Regions from separate parts of the Mus musculus genome. Here region 2 is linked to region 1. Evidence: chromatin contacts called from ENCODE Hi-C or POLR2A ChIA-PET data. All regions are on one chromosome and are shown on one strand. Each heading gives the region's core, a stretch centred on a gene start or an enhancer-like site at or near the end of the contact. The rest is flanking DNA. Distances are from core to core; before and after follow the strand shown. Region 1 overlaps Snap47 (synaptosomal-associated protein, 47). Region 2 holds the start of Snap47 (synaptosomal-associated protein, 47).

Region 1 (6,908 bases), core at 2,014-4,513:
CAACACAAACAAAAACTTAACAAAACCAAACTCTCCAGAATGCAGGTCCACGCTAAGTGTCCTCTGAGACCATCTTCAGGTGCATGTCAGAGGTACTCAGCAGACAAGTGGAGTCCATGCTTATTTAGCCTGGGTGCTGGCCGGAGGCGCTATCACTTGTCGGAAAGATTTAAAAATCCTAAACAAGCCCAAACCAGCACAGTCCTGAATGCTTCAGAAAAGGGACGCTCAGCCCATGTGGGCTGGATTTCATTACTACATCCACATGCTTGTGTGAGAACTCAAAATACGCGATGAAAGGACACTCCCAGTTTTGTTTCCTGTTGTGTACTTTTTCCTCTTTTGGATAAACAAAAGCTTGAAATATAGACTCCCCCACCCCCAATGCCACTCCCAGAACTTCATTTTAGAAACTGTTCACCTGTTACCTCAAACTCTTTTTTAGAATAAGGTCCAGAAGAGCTGAGCACTGGCCATGAGCTCTGGGGCTCCCTAGATTCAGTCTGAGCCAGTTACAAGAGACATAACCACTAGCCTAGTGTTCATTGCCATGGGCAGATGACTCAGTCACAGCACCAGGGCACTGTGAGAAATCGCATGTCCCTGAAAACAGAGCAAGGACCTCATCTGGGCCTGGAGGAAGCACAGTCACAAACTGGATGCTGGGCTGCAGGACCCACACCAGCCCTCAGAGCCTGGAGTGGCCACCAAGCTGCAGGACAGGAAGAAACCAAGAGGTTTTAAACAGCCACCCACACACTGAGGAGTGAGACGTGAATATATCCAAAATATATTTCAAAAAGTAAACAAATGAGAGTCAGGATTAGTTAAGTATAATATACCCAATACAGAAGTCCTAATCTGTCAGTGTGAAAAGCAGGCTTAACAAACATCTCAGCCAGGACAAACATGAATACTAGCCATATGAAACAGGACCAAGAGGCCACAGACCTTGAGTGCACTCTATGATAATCCTGTGAGACTGCATTTCCTCTGTCATCTTCCTGAAAAGCTCAATCAATTGGCTCTTCCTTGTGCACAGTGAAAGTGTAGCCAAAGGAAGACTATGTATGGGCTGAGGATACAGCAAAGTTGAAGCTCAGACCCCAGAATTATAGAAATAGGGTGTGGTGATGTCTGCCTGTTATCTCAGCACTTGGTAAGTAGAAGATAGAAGACCAGAAATTCAAGGTCATCTTGGCTAAACTACATAAGACCTTCTCAAAACAAAACAAAACAACCCTCCCAAAACAACAAAAGCAAAACCAAATCAAAAGAGCAAGACACTGTATTCTGTGACCTTTGCCTAATATCACACATAAATAATCCATGGCACAAACAACTGATTGCCTATCCAAGTTTTAACATTATATTATACAAATACTCAAATAAAGGCTGGTTGCTATTCAACCTTTGATTTGGAAAAAGTCTCACCATTTTAAAAGTCTTAAAAATAGAACTGATTCCAAATAGCCTGCTAAGACCCCTTGGCCTGTCTGCCAAAGTGCACTTGGAATTAATTAATACTGAGAAGCCATACTGAAAAGACATCCAACAGCTACTAGGCCTGCAGACAAAGAAAATCACTGAGCTAACCTTCCAAGCACTAATACCTCTAGAATACTGGTAGCCTTTTCTCTTTAAGAGAGGGATTGAAGTAATTAAATAGCACCATGTACATTCCATATAACAGGGGACGGAAAGAATGGAGCTCGTGAAGTCTGGCCAAACCTTAGAAACAGTTGTTCCCTCTGTGGCTCAGGATGACAAGCTGTCTAGTCATCAGCACATATTGCTGCCAGCCTCTGACATACCCTGGGGGCCCCTTGATGAGCCCTGACTGGCTGTGCGTCAAAGACCAGACCCGAGTGGACATTCCCACAAGTCCTTGACACTCAACAAACAACACGGTAACCAGGCAGCCTCACCTGCGTGGATGCTCAGCCCCTGCTAGACAGGCAGGACACAACCATGTGCAAGCCTGTGTCTGGGAAAGTTTGGGAAACTGAGGGTTCTTCTCCCAGAGAAGCTATGGCTACAATACAACAGTCGGCAGCTGTTGTGTCGGGGTCACATCAGCTCCTCTTAGTGTCTGTGGTAGGAGAGGGGAACTCCAGGTGGCTCAGGCAGGAACCAGGCAGAAGTGGAGAAACTTGTAAGTTCAGGAAGGAGGGCCCGCACAGCTGTGTCCTCAGGGCAGCACAAACACAACTTTGCAGAGGGCCATTCGCAGGGAATCCTTAGGAAGGGCTTTCTAGCCTTGCTGGCCCCAACAGTCCCAAGGGTCAAGGCTTCTCTGGACCAGAGCTCACAGCTCGGTGGTGATGTGATGAGTGGTCTCTCAGCACCAGGCTGCCTGGACTCAGACAAGCACCACCAACACAGTCCCGGCTGGCGCGGTCACACCAGGTAACCAGAGGAGCAAACACAGAGAGATGTCAGCCCCCTCGGCATCTCTACATTGTCCACAGCACAATATCTACATACAGCACAGTATGTAACCAGCACTGATTGAGGTGGTGCAGATGCACTGACCACGTGGACATGTCTCCACATATACTCTCAAGGGGTCTCAGCGCCTCGTGGTGTACAGCTGTGCTGTCAAGACAGCCTAGCTCAGGACACACTCTGTGTGCCCACACAGGTTTCTACCTTCATATAGGATCTGAGCAGTGACGCTCTGCTCCTCCCTGTCCTATGACTCTGTGAACCCGAGCACCCACAGTCTGCATGAGCGAGGCTGTCTGCTCTCAGCTGTACTTACACTGACTCACCCAGTAACTGTGAATTTTCCTACAGTGAGAAATTAGCAACCATTTAAGAACAGAGCTGGGATAAATCAAGCTGTCTGCAACTGTGAACTGTTCTTCCAGTTGAGCCATTAACATGTTGTGGAGAAGGTAAAGAAGGGAAAGTTGGCTTTCACAGCGGTGAAGCCCTAGGGGCTGCAGGAGCATGCTCTGCTGCAACCCATCACACACAGAGCTCACAGACCACCCGGTCTCACGGCCCAGCAGCTGCATTCCTAGGGGCTGCTGGTGGTCTGGGGCTGGCAGGGAGGGTGGATGTGAGGCTCATGGTCCCTGCATTCTATGGCGTGCATGGGCTTGCTTGTGCCACTCCTGAGGCAACTTAGAGACAGCAGAGTGGCTATGCTCAGGTCTTCAGGGATCTATGGGCCTAGAACTACATCTGGCAGGTAGCCATCAGTGACAAATAGCTGCTCTCACTTGAGGCCCAGCAGTGGTACTTGACTACACAGGTCGAAAGCTGACCCAGGCCACTGTTACACAGCTCAATCATAGGTGACCTCAAAGAGAGTCAAACGTGTGCATAAAGACTACACAAGTCGGGGGACATAAGGAAGATGTGCTGAGGCATGGCTCCCCAGAATCTTAGCTGACATGTGAGCGCCTCACGCTGCTTCACAAAGCACTATCTGTTCTTATCCAAGCCTTCGGTACAGCCCTGCTGCATGACAGGGACAGTAACATCATAATACTAACACAACTGGTTACATGGTGAGGATGTAGCATGTGCCACCTTCACGCTGCACACAGTGAACTATAATCCACTCCTCAACCTGAGGACACGGGGAAGAGTAAGTGTAGCCTCACTGCCCCTTTTAACACCGAGAGTGCGGATAACCGGGAGGGTCCTACAGCTCCTCCTTGGGTTGTACTGATTTGCTCATAGTTCACAGACTTAGGAAACAATTATGTTGACTGGTTCACCATGAGGGTAATTACCAAAGATAATTACCAGAAATGGAAGAGTTCAGGTGTGGCTACAGGGCGGGGCTTCCATTGTCTCCATGCACACTCGCCCCAGGAGCCTCCAATTGTTCAGCCCTTGTCTGGAAGGGGTGCGGGGTGATTAAACCAACGGGCATCAGTGATGCACTCAACCCCGAGGCAGTCTTCTGAGGTAAGGCTAAGGGTACTCACATTCCAATTTTGCCCTGGTTCTTCAGCAGCCAGCCCCACCCTGAAGCTACTCTAGAGGCTGTGGCTACTGGCCAGCAGAGGAACATGGGAAAATACTTCACTTTTGGATTCCCAGGATTTTAGGAGTGAAGTAGAATACCCCATGCTTCAGTGACTTTCTCCAGCATACATCATATGCCAGGGAATGAATCTCATTAAATGTACAGTGACTGAAATAATAAGTTTCTTCTCTGACCACAGTGGTATCCATTAACATTCATAGGTATCTACAAATTAAACAGCATGCTCTGCAACAACCAATGAAAGGGAATTAGTAAATTCTTAGAGACAAATGAAAATGAAAACACAACACAGGAAACAGACTGAATCCCTATGGGACAGATCCCAGAGTGCAGGGGCTCTGTGAGGAATCAAAGACTCAACATCAGTGACACAACCAAAAAGACCTTCCACTGACAAAGCAAGGGCATCAATGAAGCCCAGCATGCCCTCAGGAACAGAGGTGACAGAGCTCATGAGTGTCTACCAATAGGGCAACCACATCATGGAGGTCAAACAGTGAAGCAGGGGCTGCAGAGATGGCACAGTGGTTAAGAGCACTGGCTGCTCTTCCAGAGGACCTGGGTGCAATTCCCAGCACACAGGTTGCCTCACAACTGGCTGCAGCTCTGGTTTCAGGAATGGATGCCTTCTTCTGGCCTCTGAAGGAACAGGACCCGAACACAGTACCACAGACATATATGTGGGAGAATCACTCATACACAGAAAATAAAATAACTGGTGAAGCAGGAAAGGGAACACCCAAATGATTCCTGTGTGCAGAGGCTATCATCTGACTACAAAAACCTACAGCTCAGCTAAAAAGGTGACCAGGTCTGAGCCATGAACTCAACCAGCTGCAGGACAAAAGCCTGCAGCTTCCTGTAGCAGTAGCAAAGGACTGGAAAAGGAAGTCGAGACAATCACCCTGGTTATGACAGCATCCTAGAGAATGGAACAGTAGCATTCACGTAAAATATTTGCTTAATGAAGTTAGAAGCTGAAACAGAAAGATTCCCTAGGTGCTGGGTCAGAAGGCTTCAGGCTGTTCTGGCCATGGAACCTCCCAAAGTGACACAGAGACAGTATAGGCAGGGTCAAAATGCAAGCTGTAGTTTGTAAACCAAAACGGAACGGCTAACTTTCAGAACCTTATGTAAGGGACCTAGGACGCCAAAGTGACTCTCACAGAGTGGGAGCTGGGTGTGGTGGTAAACACATATGTGACCCCAGCACTTGGGGAGCTGGAGGCTCAGGAGTCCAAGGTCCATATTGGCTACATAATGAGTTTTTAGGGCAGCCTGGGCTACCTGTCTCAAAGACTAAAAAGTAACCGACAACAGAGGTATATCACACAGAGGTGGCTACAAAGTTACAGTAATTAAAACACTGATCAATAGACCAGAACAAAGCAGCAGAGAGAGAGAAACCCATACCTCCATGGCTAGTGGACATCTGACAGGGCTTCAAGATGATGCAAAGGGGAAAACAGTTCACCAGCAATGTGGAAGCCACCTCATTCTACACGCAAAAATGAACTCAAGATGAACCAACTACTTCAGATGGAAAAGGTAGAACTCTAACAAGAAAAGCAGGGCTAAGTCTTCAGGGACTTGTTTTTAGTGATGTGTTCTTTAAGCACCAAGCCAGCATATCACAAACAACAACAACAACCACCACCAAACAAAGCAGAAAAGTGCATAATAGATAAATTGGGGGCAGGAGGTGCACATCTTTAGTGCCAGCTCTTGGAAGGCAGAGGTAGATGGATCTCTGTAAGAGTTGAAGGCCAGCCCCGGTTATATAGTGAGACCCTGTCTCAAACACCAAGTGTCAGACGGGGGATAAATATTATAATTTAAATTTTTGTACCCTTGTTGTATTACAAAGAATTTAAAAGCTGGGTATAATGGTATAACTGGGAAGGAAAAACAGGAATACTGTCATGAGTTTGGAATAGACCTGGTAACAAAGAAAATTCTAGGCTAGCTTGGGTTACAGAATGAGCCCCAAAATAAATAAATAAAAGTAGAAAGATAGATAGATTAAAAAAATAATCAGAAGATCTAAGTAGCCTTAGTTCCTGGGTCCTGGGAGTATCTAGATCTTTGGGACTTCCCAAGTAACAGGAACATCTTTGTCTTTGTAACCAATGAGACCCGGGCCTACACTTGAGTTTATGGCAATGTAATGACTATCTGTGTGTGACTGGAGGGTGAGGGTAGTAGCCACACAATCCCACTGTGACCTCTCAGGGAATGGGGATTAGGTACTAGGTTCAGGTATAGGCTGGTCAATCAAGCATGACCTGCAATGTAACCCCAATAAAGACAGTGGAGGTCCTGGCTGCTGATACCAATGTGCTGGAGGGTAATAGGCCAAGTCCCTGGGAGTGGATGGGAAACTCTGAGACCCTCTCTGACCTAGCTCTATATTTGTGCCCTTTATGTTACAATGTCAGTTGTGGGCTGGAGAGACGATGGCTCAGTGGGTAAAGGCCTTGCTATGCTAGCATGACGACCTGAGACCAGATCCCCAGCACCTATGTCAAAGTTGGGCACTGAGGTATATAGCCATAACCCTAGAACTGTGGAACAAAGACAGATGGATTCCAGGCCTCGCTGGCTAGTGAGTCTAGACAAAATGGCAGGTTTCAGGTTGGGTGAAAGACTTTATTCTAAAAGGTAAGATGGAGAAGAGATTGAGGAAAGATATACCTGGCCTCCACGTGCATCAGGTGTTCAAAAAATTTTGAATTTGAGGATTAGATATGCCCGACTTATGCCTGATGTGCAATGGCTTAGCTCAGTGTCAAAGTGGACTAGAATTAAAGCTCTAAATAAAAACATTCCCCAGAGACCTTCAATGAAGGCAGGAACTGTGACAGTTCCACAGGAAAGTTCCAGTAAGTGTGAGGACACT
Region 2 (7,011 bases), core at 1,309-3,808, 36 kb after region 1:
CTGAGAGGACCCTGTGTGAGAGAGACACAATTACTGTGGGAAGTCATGTCAGGCAACCCCTGGGTGTCAAGCAAATTCACATAAATGACGTTCTTGGGGAATAGGCCCACGTCACTGTGACTCCTAACACACTGGGATTGGCATAATGGGTCTCTTTCAGCATTTCCACCACACATGTGCCCTTGAGTAAAACTCAATAGCAAGTAAACAGCCTATTTTTAGTTAATTTCCAAAGTAACAGAAGACGCAACATTTTGCACACCTTCCCATTACAAGGCTGAGTGGGAGAACAGTGGGGCAGTGTGTCCGAGCGGGGGCGGCAAGACTGGCTTTTTCCATTACCTGCCCTCCTGCTCTGTAGCAGACCCTCTTTCCACTCCCTCAGAAGTTCCCATCCCCACCCTGGGAGGCTCAGGCATGCTGTCTGAGGATGTTTCGAGCAAACACCACAGCCTTGCTGCAGGGTATGCTCTAGAAATTCAGAGAGAGAAATGAGACTGTGCAGTGTTTCCACCTCCCCTCCCCTCCCCAGGGTGCCAATTCCAATCCTTTCCTGTTTTCTTCTGGGGTGGCTCTGCCCAGGATGCGCAGTTTCCATAGGTCTGTGTGGGCTGGGGATGTGCATCACCAGCACTTCCCAGCTGGAGGTAGGAGAGGCAACTTCATGGGCACACACCTGGGTTTCGGGCCTCTCGCCAGGCCTCACATAATCGGCTCTGTTACTAACACCCAGAGGCCAGCTATCATGTGAAGACCAGGATTACAGCACTAACTACACAGGGCACAAGGGCTCATGTTCCCATTACAGTGCCACAGGCTACGCTGCCCCAGAGCTCTTGAGAGCATATATACCTACCTGCTGGCCCTGACCTCTTTCTTGCTCGTGGACAATGGTCTTAGATACTCAAGCAAAGAAGTAATTCCTAACTGGGTTTCATACTTTCCCAGAAAACAAAACAAACTACATATTTTACCTCTACTCTCATGTCCTAGTCAGTACAGGATTCTGGGACCCTAAAAGGGTCCTTATCAGTGAACACCAGAGGAAGAATGTCCTTAATTCAGTTCAGCTCTGACAAATGTCTGCCTCAAGATCATATTAGGTCCCAAGGGTGGGGTTCTGTCTCCCAAGATGTCCCTACATTGGTGCAGATGCAAGCCCAGGTTGTAGTACCACTCTGATGGCCAGCACCTAGAAAGCAGGGTTCCAGAGGTCCTCCTTGGTTTGGAGTTCCCCTAGAAGCTCGTATTACTCAGAAAACCACCAACTTCTAAGAAGAACCAGCCCTCACCTCCCTAAGCACATAGGATCCTCTGAATGGGTCTTCTAGGGATGCTGTGGACATGACTGATGAGACACTGACCACTGATGACCCACTCAACCTTTAGCCCTAGAAGCTGAGGGCTGGGTTCAAAGTCCCCACCCTCTGATCCTACTCAGGTCTTTCAGTGAGCCATTCCATCTGGAATCTACCCTACTGGCTGTTGGATGGTGTTGGACTCATTAGCATGCAAAATGGCATTTATCAACTCAACCTGTCCAGGAATTTTAAGAATTGTAGGCCAATTGTAGGAGGAGATTTTAAAAAATCTAAAATGGTGTTTCCAAATATAACATGCTGCCAATGCAGGAAAAGAGGGAAGAGAGGGAGGGGGTAACAGGGATAAAATGTATAAACACATGCATACCTGGAAAAAACTGGCTCAATACCAGAGTTAGTGATTACACGTGAATGGAATTCTGGGTGCGTTGGGGTTTTATTGTTGTTGTTATTGTAACCTGGCTTTTTTTCTTTTGGAGCTAAGTCATGATTTGTGGTTCATTTTGGCTTAGAACCTCGGAACCTTTCCGTTTCAGCATCCCCAATACTGGGATTATAGGCGTGCACCACGAGTCCTGGCATCGATGTTTCTCGTCACTTGAATTTCTCTATGAGCTGTCATCTCTACCATGACCTAGCCGCAACACAGCTCCAGACAAGCGTCACGATAAAGGCCACAACAGGCGAGTTTGGCCAAACAACCCTCCTCCGCCTCGTTTCTATCCTTCCCCTCTTCCCAATGCATACATACCTCTCTACCTGAACCTCAGCATCTCCCCCCCCCCGCCCCCCAAAAAAGCTCATTTTCTCCTTTTAATTTTTCCTCGTTCTATTTCTAAGGAAACATCACAATCCTTTAAAAGGTTCCTCCACAATCTATCCAAGACACTCGGGAACATCACCCCCACCCCCCACCCCGCCGCCCAACCCCGCCGCCCCACCCCCACCCGCCGCCCCACCCCCACCCCGCCGCCCCACCCCCCGCGGATCCTGACCGCCCGCTCTGCGCCCCAGCATCCTCTCAGGACCCAGTCATCCTTTGAGGTTTGAGACTGATGTTCATCTCCTGTGTCGGTGGCGGGCTCCGGTACTGGCTAGCTGCGCGGTAGCAGCTCACCTGAGGCAAGAGGAGCACGCAGAAGACGCAATGGCACGCTCCACTGGACCACCAGACAGAGACGCCAGCAGCTGGGGAGCAGGTCAGCCACTCGGCGAGCGCTTGTACGCCTGCGCGAGAGGGCGGGGCCGCGTAGGCGCGCACGCGCACACCCTGGGAGCCCCAAGGCCCGCGTTCCTGCTGGAATGTCGCACCTGTGGCTTTTCGTTCCGGGCTCTTTCTCTGTGGTTACCACTCCGAGCTGATTTTAGGGGGTTTCTCAGCCTCCGGTCCCTATTTGGGGTGTAGCGAGAAGCCGGACTGGGCCTCTGGGGTCAGGTTTCCCGGTGGATGGATCGGGAGACACGCACCTTTGCCGAGCGGTACTACCGGGACCTCCGAGACCCAGTCCCTAGCGGCGGTGGCGGCCCCACACCCAGCGGCGTGACCTTCATTCAGACCCCGAACGCCTTCTCCTATGCTGACTTCGTGAAGGGCTTCCTGCTGCCTAACCTGCCCTGCGTGTTTTCTAGCGCCTTCACCGAGGGCTGGGGCAGCAGGCGGCGCTGGGTGACCTCGGAGGGAAAGCCTGACTTCGAGTATCTGCAGCAGAAGTATGGTAGGAGGGCGCAGACGGGAGGTATAGACCCCGGCATGGGAGGGCGGCCGGGGCCGGACAGACTAGTGGAGTCTGGATAATTCGGCCAGAGGGTGGCCGGACCCCAAGATGGTGAACTACGTGTATGACTCTGCCATTTCTGTGCTGACTCTCTCGCTGCAGGAGACGCGGTTGTACCGGTTGCCAACTGTGGAGTGCGAGAATACAATTCAAACCCCAAGGAGCACATGTCCTTCCGCGACTATATCAGTTACTGGAAGGACTACATCCAAGGGAGTTACTCCTCTTCGCGGGGCTGCCTCTACCTCAAGGACTGGCATCTGTGCAGGTAATAAGACAGGACGGCGCATGGCCATTGGGCACTTACCCTAAGCAGCTAGTGCAGCCAGTCCAGGTGGAGCACGCCCACTGCACTCAGAGGGGCTACCTCTACAGCAGAGTTCTAATGTGTATCACAGAACTGATGCGAAGATGTGGGGAGATCAACATAGCGAGCCAGGTAGACTATTATGGGGAAGGTAAGTCTTTCGTACATCTTGTATGGGTACAGGCGGCCTGGTGTCTCCTTCCTCTTCTGTATTTTTGAGCTGGTATCTCAGATCCTCTGGGGCTGTCCTCTCTGCAACCCCACTGAGAGGACGCTTGTTCCTTCTACGATTGCTCTGGGGATTCTTGCCATCCCCTGGGCCATTCTAAGCTCTCTAAAGGGACAAGTGACCTTTCCGCAACCACTCTTGTCCCACTTTGGAAACCCCTTTACTCTTTAAAGACACATTCAATACTCTCCCTTATCAGCTTCCACTTTTCTCACACAGCATCTTGTGACAGCTTTACTTAGGAGATTTTTGACGTCTTGCTGGAGCAAGAATGCATTGCAGTCAGTAGAAACTACTTCAAAATTTGAATTATGGTGTCTTCCCAGGCTAGCTATATATGGTCTGTTCATCTCCCACCCTTCTCTCTCAATGATGGACAGGGTCAAGAAGCCATAACCTCCATCTAAACCCCCGGATCTACTAAAATGATCACACCTTTACAGTGTGCTCTGTTGCTGTGCTAAGCTACGGTAGTCATGCACTTAGGCACACTGTTGTGTTTTCCTTTTGGAACTGGGAATGCTAAGGTTGTGAGCATATAAACACATACTGTTAGTATGTTTTGACATTTATGGTATTTTCAGCTTGGACATGTCAGTACGTAAGGCCATCATAAGCCGAGGCGCTCCCTACATCTCAGGAGTTTGGGCTGTCCCTAAGACCCAGCTCACGTGATGCTCTCTTTGGGAAGAGCATTACCCTTTTCCATGGTGACCCTGCGACTGTGTGTTTTCCTCTACCTGACGTCCCTTTCACAAGTACAGACCATTGTACTCAGACCCCCAGCAAAAGGCACAGTGTAACATTGAGTGAACCAATGAACAGTTGAATTCCTGTATCATTTGTGTGCGCAATAAGGCTCTGAACTGTAGAGTGGGATGGAATTCAGGCCCCTGCAGTTCCCATAACTGACCAGATGCAAGAGAAACACCAGCTTCCAGCTACCCTGCCATGCTACTTCTGTGGGCCCAGAGCAGGAGCTGGGTAAAGTGTGACCAGACACACGTCCTGGATCTCATCGTGGCAGAAACAGACTCACAGGCCTGTAGTACAACCAATTTAAGCTTATCCCCACTAGTGTACAAATAAATGATACTCAGACTGTGGTTTTTTTATTTAGCTTTGATAATTGCTGGGGGAAACCCCTGTTCTACTTTTCTAACCGTGGCCTGGCTACACCCCCAGTGGTGTTCCCCAAGTGCGTGATGTTTCCCCCGGCCATGTGCTCAAGGGCCATCTCTCATGGCGCCTTCTCCTCACCTCCTCGTTCTTTCCTTTTTTCTCATGCTCAACCAGGTAACTAAACCCTCCCACCCCTGCCTACCTCTAATTTCTCCAGTAATTGGCCATAGCCATTTTTATTTAATCAATAGTTTTAAATTAAGGAACAAGGTTTGCACAACAAGAGCTGGTAACTGAGAATTCACTCCTAGGTCTAGACCTTAGGGTACAGACTTTAGCAACAGAGCAAACCTTAACACAGGCCCTAATACTGTTGTGTGTAGTAGCTTGGAATTTTAGGTAAACTTTTTTTTTTTTTTTTTTTTGGTTTTTCAAGACAGGGTTTCTCTTTATAGCCCTGGCTGTCCTGGAACTCACTCTGTAGACCAGGCTGGCCTCGAACTCAGAAATCCACCTGCCTCTGCCTCCCGAGTGCTGAGATTAAAAGCGTGCGCCACCACACCCAGCTTTTTGGTCTTTTTTGTTTGCTTGCTTTGATGCTGCTGGTATAAGTATTTACCAAATATTACACTGGCATATTTATGCTAGAAAATTGTCCATTTGAAATAGTGTTTGACTGTACTTTTGTCTAGAACCTGAAGCCAGAAAGGGCAGAAGGCGTAGCATTGCATAATCAGGAGGCCGCAGAGGAAGCCATACCTGAGAATTTAAAAGATGAATGAGTTTGCTACATGTGCAAAGGCAAAGGATCCTGATGTTTGGGGACCTACAGATAATTTGTTGCTACTAGGGTTCTGGCCATCTCTGTCTTTTGTTGGGAGTTATAGGCAGATGAATCTAGAAGTTTTTTTCCCAGAATCTCCCTTAAGGATGGTGTTAGTGTAATCCATCATTTGGAGGCCCATTGATGGGTTTTGAGACTCTCACACTTGGGGCTGCAGCCTGCAGATGCCAGGTACCATTAGGCTCTGAAGTGTTGGTGAAGAAAAGGGGGAGGCCTGTAGCTCCCTGGACTGATGCTCACCATGTGCTCTGAGGCTCAGTGACTACTGCCTAAGTGGGGTGGTTAAGCTGGGGTGTCCCCAGAGTCATCTTCAGCATTCTGAACTGAGCAAGTCCACTAGCACTGGGTGATTTTAGGTGGCCCTCTTAGATGGGGGTGCACCTGCTTGGGTGGGGTAAAGAGTGGACTCCTGTGCTAGCTCCTGTGCTCTCCACAGAGACTCCTTGGTGAATGACTTGGAAGACATATTCACCCTGCCCGTGTACTTCTCGTCAGACTGGCTGAATGAGTTCTGGGACGTCCTCAATGTGGATGACTATCGTTTTGTCTATGCAGGCCCCAGGGGCACCTGGTAAGAACAGAAGGGACACGGATACCTGGTGAAGGTGAGATGGGAGGTGTGGCTATCTGGGGTATTTGCCTAGAGTCCTATCAAAAATAAGTAAACAGGCTCCCTGCAGAACTCCACAAGACACAAACCAAAAGCCCTTGCTGTAGGTCTCCCTTCCATGCAGACATCTTCCGCTCCTTCAGCTGGTCAGTCAACATCTGTGGGAAGAAGAAATGGTTGTTCTTCCCGCCAGGCGAGGAGGAAGCCCTCCGGGACTGCCATGGTAACCTGCCCTATGATGTGACTTCCACTGAGCTCCTGGACACCCACCTGTATCCCAAGATCCAGCACCACAGCCTTCCCATTGAAGTCATACAGGAGCCTGGTGAGATGGTGTTTGTGCCCAGCGGGTGGCACCATCAAGTGTACAACCTGGTAAGACTGTGCACATGACCTTGCTTCTGCCATGCTCCCTCCCTCTCCCTCCCTGCCTTTCCCACTCTAGCTGCCTCTGTATCATTAAAGAGGGCAGTATTACTCCTCTGTGAAGGCTGGATATAAGGTACAGAAGCCACAGATGAGACTATTGAGAACGTATCCCCTTGCCCTATGTTAACCTGGCTCCTGCCATGGCCTATGAAGTTCTTTCCCTCATCCCTCATCCCCCATCCACATTTCCTGCTATAGTATCTGAGAGTCTGTTTTCTACCTTTGCCTACTATTCTTCATTGCTGTGATAAAGTACTCTAATGAAAAGCAACTTAGGGGAGAAAAGTGTTTATTCCAGGTTACAGTTTATCATTGTGGGGAAGTCAAGGCAGGAACTTGAAAATGACCAGTCACATCACATCCATAGTGAAGA

The links. A loop is a pair of places that touch in the nucleus more often than their neighbours do. ChIA-PET counts read pairs that join two places held with the same protein, here RNA polymerase II (POLR2A).
Region 2: POLR2A ChIA-PET joins it to region 1 with 17 read pairs in Patski. The contact joins the promoter of Snap47 here to the enhancer-like site in region 1. A Hi-C loop is called at or near these places in 1 of 37 maps with a recorded cell type or tissue (heart). POLR2A ChIA-PET finds 5 or more read pairs at or near these places in 2 of 5 experiments (Patski and embryonic stem cell).

The regions. Positions count from the first base shown.
Region 1 is chr11:59,410,462-59,417,369 of GRCm38, forward strand. The region is part of intron 4 of Snap47 (synaptosomal-associated protein, 47); the gene reads right to left. Among named protein-coding and RNA genes, the nearest start is that of Snap47, 36 kb to the right of the region's middle. Within about 2 kb of position 3,264, at least 1 of the 3 ENCODE cell types and tissues checked has a DNase peak (open chromatin) inside an H3K27ac peak, as active enhancers do.
Region 2 is chr11:59,447,476-59,454,486 of GRCm38, forward strand. It overlaps Snap47 (synaptosomal-associated protein, 47), which reads right to left and starts at 2,559. Exons shown (of 5, transcript NM_144521.3): 1 at 2,440-2,559. Jmjd4 (jumonji domain containing 4) reads left to right here and starts at 2,570. Exons shown (of 6, transcript NM_178659.6): 1 at 2,570-3,037; 2 at 3,200-3,365; 3 at 6,036-6,170; 4 at 6,317-6,584. The coding sequence starts at 2,770.